Regions from separate parts of the Homo sapiens genome. Here region 1 is linked to region 2. A link is a contact called in ENCODE Hi-C data. All regions are on one chromosome and are shown on one strand. The core of a region is the stretch at or near the end of the contact, and the rest is flanking DNA. Distances in the headings are between cores, read along the strand shown.

Region 1 (3,446 bases), core at 704-3,203, 1.1 Mb before region 2:
CAAGTGACACCATGCCTGGCTAATTTTTTATTTTTAGTAGAGATGAGGTTTCACCATGTTGGCCAGGCTGGTCTTGAACTCCTGACCTCAGGTGATCCACCTGCCTCGGCCTCCCAAAGTGTTGGGATTACAGGTGTGAGCCATGGTGCCCAGCCACCAGGCACCAATCTAAGATCTGGGCATACAGCGGTGAACAAAACAGGAAGAAATCCCTATTTTCCTGGAGCTTTCATTCAAGTGTGAAAGACACATGAAACAAAGATAGGTACATATGGTAAACTCAGTAATGCCAAGTGCCGAGGAGAAAGATAAAGCAGAAGAGAGAGATAAAAGAGGAGAGGACTTTTTTTTTTTTTTCCCAATTTTAGATAGGGTGGCTAGAGAAAACCTCAAAGGAAGTGGTAACATTTGAGCTGAGATCTGAAGGTGTTTCTATCCAGTTCATTGGAAAACATGGTGGAAAAGAATTCTTTGATGTGTCCCTATAGGTCGATGTTAATCCATTAACTGGCACCTTTGGGTTACAACTGATTAATCCACGGAATTTCTCTGTAACTTAATTGTCTAACCTACATTTCTCTATGCCATCCTTGAAGATATTTTCGGATGTATTAGAACTGGATAGTCAGTGTCTGTGGTGTTTCCCTGATGTAGTCTAGTGAAACTCTCACACAGGGAAATGAGATTAATGTGAAAAGACTGTTTTTCTCTTGTCAACTTGGAGTCGCTGTTAGTGGTTACTGAGTGGCACAGCTGAGCAGGGCAGGCCGCTGTGGGCGAGTCAGTTTCCGTGGGCCATTTTCCATCTTTCTTGACCTCTTCTATAAAGTCCAGGCAAAAAGACCCAATCCTCTTACCAATGCTGTGGGAAATTAATTCTTTTCCCTAGTACACTTTGGCAAATGTAATTCTGAATAACAAACCACTCCTTTAGCTCACTCATTTCAGCCCAAACTGAAGGTGTGACCCTTCATTGACATCCCTCCTCTCTTGGGCGCAGCTGCCTCTTAGGGGTTGAGACTGTGTGCTGGCAGGTAGCACTCTCCAGCTGTCTTGCTGTTATCTTCACACTTACCTGCAGGCTGCAGTGTTGCCATGATTATCACCCAGCCCATGCACCAGGTTGGGTTTTCCAAGTGTACAAACAGGTTGGGTGGAGGTTTCAGGTAGACACTGAATTCATAGAGCAGACAAAGAAAGCATGGGAGGTTAGCTCTGAGTTCCAAGAATAAAGTAAAGCCAAGTGCCTTCATGAAGCCCCCATAATGTTTGTAATAAAGCTCACCACTGGGCTTTCTGGCCTCAGTTTCTTCATCTGCAGAATCCATGGGCTAGCCGTGATTATACTTAAGGCTAATACTTTACCCTGAATATTCAGGTTCTAGGTATATGCTTCATTAAAACTATCTAGGGCCTCAGAAGTTTAGAATTCTGATTTCGCAAAATTCTGATAAAAAATAAAATGTGTGAACATGAGGGCAGCAATCTTGGTAATAAGGAAAAGCCTGGGGTAGGGCTGGAAACCTCGTAGGCACAGAGGCCCTCCAAGAGGTCCCTTCCCATTGATCGGGCCGGGCTAGGGCAGTCACAGCGTGCTGGTCTGGTGGAGTTTATGCAGCAACACAAACAAGAAACGCAGCAGCAGGGACAGAAAATCCCCATGAAGTCTGCCTTCTGCAACTAACTCTCGGTCCACCCCTCTCCACATCTTGGTCTTCCCTTCCCAACCCCATTCACATCCTTCCAGGGGAGAACGTGCAAGAAATTTCTCCTTTCCTGCAAGCAAAGGAATCCAGTAGTGCCACCTTGGTCAGAATGGCCCTTTGTTCTGCTGTTTAATGACTAATTATGATGCTATGAGAGGCATACACAACTCTGGCAGAGCCAGGCCCTCCTGCTCCAGCAGGGCTGAGCGGCTGGAAGTGTGTAATCTTCGGAAAGCTGTGACTGCGACCTGGAGTTGCGTAAGAAATAATTACAGAATCCAGCCAGGGCTTGCTTCTTGCCACAGGCTCCAGGCTTTTACCCCCGGTAGCTTTACATGCTTGTTAATTTTTAAACTGTCGAGTAGTAGCAGAATATTTTGTAAGCTTCAGTAATGGTTGCAGAGTTCAGTTTGGGGCAAGGAGAGGAAAGGGAGGGCGGGGGAAGGAGGTGAAGGAGTGGGTCCCATTTGCTTCCAGAACAGTTTTGTCTTTCTGCAAGCCTTGGTCCTGTGGTAGGCCTAAACTTTCCTCCTTTACCATAGAAAAGGAGTTTAAAAACAAACATACAAGCCTTGTTAAAGTCTCTCAATTTTTAAAAACCAGTTCTTTAAAAAAAAAAATCCTTTGCAATACTCATTATCTTATAAAAGAGACCTCATGTATGATTTTAATCTTAAAAAGTAAGTAAAAAAAAATTCATGTAGCTTCTGGTTAGCTACCAGAATCTTAAGGAGAAGAAAGAAAGATTTTTATCTGTGAAAACTCCTGCATGCACTAGCGACAAAGCCTGATGCTCTAATCTGCTCAGACGGCCGAAGCTTCCAGTCTGAATCCGTGGCAGGCAGCCTCTTGACCTCCAAGCATCGGTCTCTTCTGCAAAATCAGGGCGCGTCCTCTGTTGGTCTGTGTACTTTTGTGGCGCCTATCACTGTGGGATCTGGGCTCAGAGACAAAAACATCAGGCAAAATACAAATTTGTGTATTATGGAAGGAAATGCCGTCTGGCTCCCTGGAGTCACCCTTGGCTTACGTGCAGTGAGGACTTTATCCCAGGGTGGTTTGCATATAGCCTAAGAAAAAGTGTGGACGAAACCAACCCTAGAGACTTCCTTGTTTTCATTTATAAAAGAAGCAACAAGTTAGTGTTTGTGAAGTTGGGTAAAATTACTTAAGTTTTAAAATGTGCTGCTAACTGTCTCCATTGAAACAGGTAACGGCCTTCTACTCAAAAGAATGAGGAGGTTTCTTCTCTCTTCCTTTCCTTTCCTTTCTCCTTCCCTCCTCCCTCCTTTAAACCTTTATGCTTTCCTTCCCTCCTTTGTTTTCTCCTCCTTTTTCTCTTTTGTATTCTTCCCCAAATAGTAAACTATGTTTGTCTTAATAGTAAAGTAATGCACATTAATGATAAAAATGACTTCTGCCAAGTAGAATACAAGAGTGTAAGGTAAAAGATAAAATGTTTTTCCAAAGATAAAAGACCTCTCCAGCTTTACCAGATACACAGAGGTAACTGCAATTTAAGTCTTTCTTAAAATCTTTCTGAAAATTTCCTCTGCACGTGCAAACTTTCACACAGACGGATATATATCTATTTAACCTTCACTGCAAATGGGGTCACACTCGATGTATTGTCCGCAGCACACTTCTCCTCACTCAACAGTGTATCTCAGAACCTTTCCACAAGAGCATAAGAATCCACCCATGCTTAATAGTCCATTGTGTGGTTTGTATCATAATGAA
Region 2 (3,519 bases), core at 245-2,744:
GCACCATCATTCACTCTGTAATCATTGAGTTGGTCCCCAGATCTTCCGCTGATTCAACGCTCATGTATTAACCTCCTGTCCATCTCAGTCGTGTGCTGGGCGAGGACCAGGACACAGGGAAGCCCAGTCACAGCCCCGAGGCACGAGACAGCAAAATCACTAAGCACAGAGCTATCAGGCCTCTGTTGCAGCGCTGGTAAAGCTCTAAGAAAGCACAGTTAAGCATCAGGAGGGTGTCACTGAAGAAGGGAGACTTAGGTTGAACTCCAGCTGGGACTCAGATGTGAGCAGTTGCCATGAGGCTCCTGAGAACTGTCTAGCTCCTGAGTGTGGTTCCCTCCCAGGTAGGACGGGAGGGGTTCAGGGGAGGCAGAGGCTTCTGACTTGCCTTCCACAGTGCTAGGGAGCCAATGTCTGTCCTTGAGCAACCATAGCAATGTAACAAAACTGGTTCTTTATGGTTTGGGGACTGCAGCACTTTGCAGAGGATTGGCTGGGGAAAGACAGGTCAGTAGACAGAGGCCCCCTGGAGGTGAAGGTGCAGGCTGGGGAGTGGGCGTGGGAGATACAGGGAGGCTTGGCTAAGGCTGGCATTAGGGAGCAGGAAGACACAAAGCTCTGTCTCAGGCTTCTTGCTTGGGTGTTGTTCTGGGTTGAATCCTGATTCTCTTTTCCTCGAAAAAGAAAGTTTCTATGTTGAAGTTCAAAGCAGTTCTTGAAAATGTGACCTTATTTGGAGACAGTGTCTTTACAGAAGTAATCAAGTAAAAATGAAGCGTTAGGGTGGGCCTTAATCCAATATGACTGGTGTCCTTACGGAAAGGAGAAATTTGGAGACATGGACACACACGGAGAACATGTGAAGATGAAGGCAGAGATGGCAAACACAAAGATGGCTAGCAAACCACTAGAAGCCCTCAGAGGCTCCAACTCCGCCAGCACCTTGCTCGCAAACTTCTTGCCTCCAGAACCGTGAAAGTATAAAGTTTCCGAGATCTTAGGCCCCCTGGTTTGTGGTTCTTTACAGCTCTGACAAACACACACAGATGCCTATGAAAGGGTGATGGCCTCAGAGGGCTAGGGGCTGGGGAAGCCAGCCGGTTTGAAGAAGAGAGCTTGTGTGGGGTGGGACCTGCTGAGGAGGGGTCCAGCTTGGAATGTGGGAGTTGTCAGGAACCCCTGATTGGAGCCAAGGAACCTCCTGGCACAAAGCAGTGAGTTACCAGTCTCAGGGGACACTTAAAATTGGAGCTGGCAAGGGGAAGGATTAACAAAGGTGGCAGAAAACAGTCACAGAGGTAGGACAGGGCAGAAAAAAAAACAAAAAAAACAGTCACAGAAGCAACGAGAAGAAACTGTTGAGAGGGTTGAAACCCTGGGGACAAAGCAAGTGGGAGCAGGCCGCCCCGTTGCTGTTGAACGCCCCGGGAGTTCCAGTCCAACCGGGAGGTTTGCCTCCCCACTCCGAAGGAGAGGGGGCTGCCCAGGGGGAAAGGACTGGCCTTCAGAGTGAAAGGAGATTTTCAGCTATTTGTTATTTTGGCCATTGTCCTAGGGCAGGGGCCGTTTCTGAAGTTTTATGTGGAGACTGAATTTAAATCCAGCCACTGAGCTGAAGAGAACAAGATGTACTTTTTTGCTTTCTCTCTTTTACTCTTAGAAACTTCATGATGATCAACCACACCTCACATTTGCTTCATTCAGTCTATGGACCAGGAAGAATTTTCTGTGACACATTCAGGTTCTTACTCATTTACAGAGTCACAGATCTGTCAGCCTGGGAACCGGCCCCCAAATGGAAGACCTAGGCAGTTCTGATGGGTCCATCTGCAAGGTATGTTTTGCAAAGGGCCCCTTTACGTTGAATTCCCTTTCCCTGAAACATGGCAGGGGAGGAAGAAGACACACACAAAAACCCTGTGTTCTGAAATAACAGGAATTCAGTGACAGGCCTCAGAGGCTTGTTGTGTCCTTCAAAAGTCATCCTCAGAGGTAGGGCCATGTCAATGTGAGAATCTGTATTCAAATGAGGAAGCCACCTTACCCATGAGGGCCCTTGTGCTGAATTTTATGGAAAGATCTGGAAGTGTTGCCCACACTCAGGTACTATTAGCAAGTGTGGGGTTCATCCGTACATCAAATAAGGGAAGCTGATGTAGAGATGAACCCGTGCCTGCTGATTGGTAGGATTCGGATCTGCAGGATTATATGTGTGACGCTTAGGAGTTGGGTACAACTTTGTTAAAACAGAAACATTTTCTCACCACACCAAAGAGGCTGTGGCAAGGCCTGCTTCTCCCACAATCATCTGGCTCCCTCTAGCGGGTCCCTGGCCACTGGACAGTGAGGTGGAGACTATGGTCTCGCCCACGCTAGCTGACCGACCCATCTGTCAACTCCAGCCCAGAGCTGTGGGGAAAGGAGTCGGGGAACCACCTGGAGGCTGAAATTCGGATGGAGCCCTCAGCTCTCAGGCACCCTCCTTCGTGAAGCCTTCCCAAGTCTCCCTGTGGTTTATCACACGCTTATGTGTGTTGATGTATCAGGCACATATTGCCTAAGAATTCACGTACGTCTGTCTTTTTCTCTAGACCATGAATAACTTGAGTATATATTTTTTCTGTGTTCATTTTTGTTTTCTTGGCACCTAGTACAGTGCCTGGGACAATAGTGTTAAAAAATAAGTGTTTAGGCCCAGCGCGGTGGCTCACGCCTGTAATCCCAGCACTTTGGGAGGCCGAGGCGGGCGGATCATGAGGTCAGGAGTTCAAGAGCATCCTGGCTAATATGGTGAAACCCCATCTCTACTAAAAAAAACATACAAAAAAAAGTAGCCGGGCGCAGTGGCAGGTGCCTGTAGTCCCAGCTACTCGGGAGGCTGAGGCAGGAGAATGGCGTGAACCCAGGAGGCGGAGCTTGCAGTGAGCCGAGATCGCACCACTGCACTCCAGCCTGGGCGACAGAGTGAGACCCCGTCTCAAAAAAAAAAAAGTGTTTATTGACTTAGTAAGGAAATAAAATGCCAGCTAATTCAGGCTCCTGTGCTCCATATACAAATAAAGGGCTGGCACTGCCAAAGTTAATCTATACAACAGTGGCTAAGCTCTTATTTCTAAGGATGCAGATATTGGGGGATATGAACCTTTCATAATGCACATATTTTGACAGAGTTAAAGCCTTAAGTTTTCTGGAAGAAATAAAATGTTAACTGGATCACTACACTTTTAACTTCCATAATCAAAATATAAAATCCTATAAACACATGGCAGGAAGGTTTTGATGTGTGACTTACTGGGAAAGCCCAGGGGTCTAGGGTGGCCAAGGGCAAGGGGAAGAAATTCGGGGCAAGGAAGCACTGACTGTCCATGTCTGATGGGGACTGAACATGCTCTTGTCTTTCAAGGGGAGTCACAGAAGTGTGTGATGAGGAGAGGAAGAGATACAACAGATGTCTTATGAGAAGCAGAGGGAGGACCTCAAGAGACTGCCTGGCCCAGTCCCTCACTAGGCGTAAGAAAC

What was found. A loop is a pair of places that touch in the nucleus more often than their neighbours do. Pooled maps may share reads with other maps.
Region 1: a map of mammary epithelial cell shows a loop between it and region 2 (22-fold over the local background). The contact joins two enhancer-like sites. A Hi-C loop is called at or near these places in 3 of 168 maps with a recorded cell type or tissue (MCF 10A, PC-9 and mammary epithelial cell) and 3 of 50 pooled maps.

The regions. Positions count from the first base shown.
Region 1 is chr6:1,334,083-1,337,528 of GRCh38, reverse strand. The region is part of intron 1 of FOXF2-DT (FOXF2 divergent transcript); the gene reads left to right. Among named protein-coding and RNA genes, the nearest start is that of FOXQ1, 24 kb to the right of the region's middle. Within about 2 kb of position 1,953, at least 9 of the 41 ENCODE cell types and tissues checked have a DNase peak (open chromatin) inside an H3K27ac peak, as active enhancers do.
Region 2 is chr6:187,791-191,309 of GRCh38, reverse strand. It overlaps LINC03066 (long intergenic non-protein coding RNA 3066), which reads left to right. Exons shown (of 8, transcript NR_126020.1): 3 at 1,661-1,834; 4 at 3,404-3,519. Among named protein-coding and RNA genes, the nearest start is that of LIRIL2R, 9.2 kb to the right of the region's middle. RefSeq lists an enhancer at 1,942-2,001. Within about 2 kb of position 1,494, at least 3 of the 41 ENCODE cell types and tissues checked have a DNase peak (open chromatin) inside an H3K27ac peak, as active enhancers do.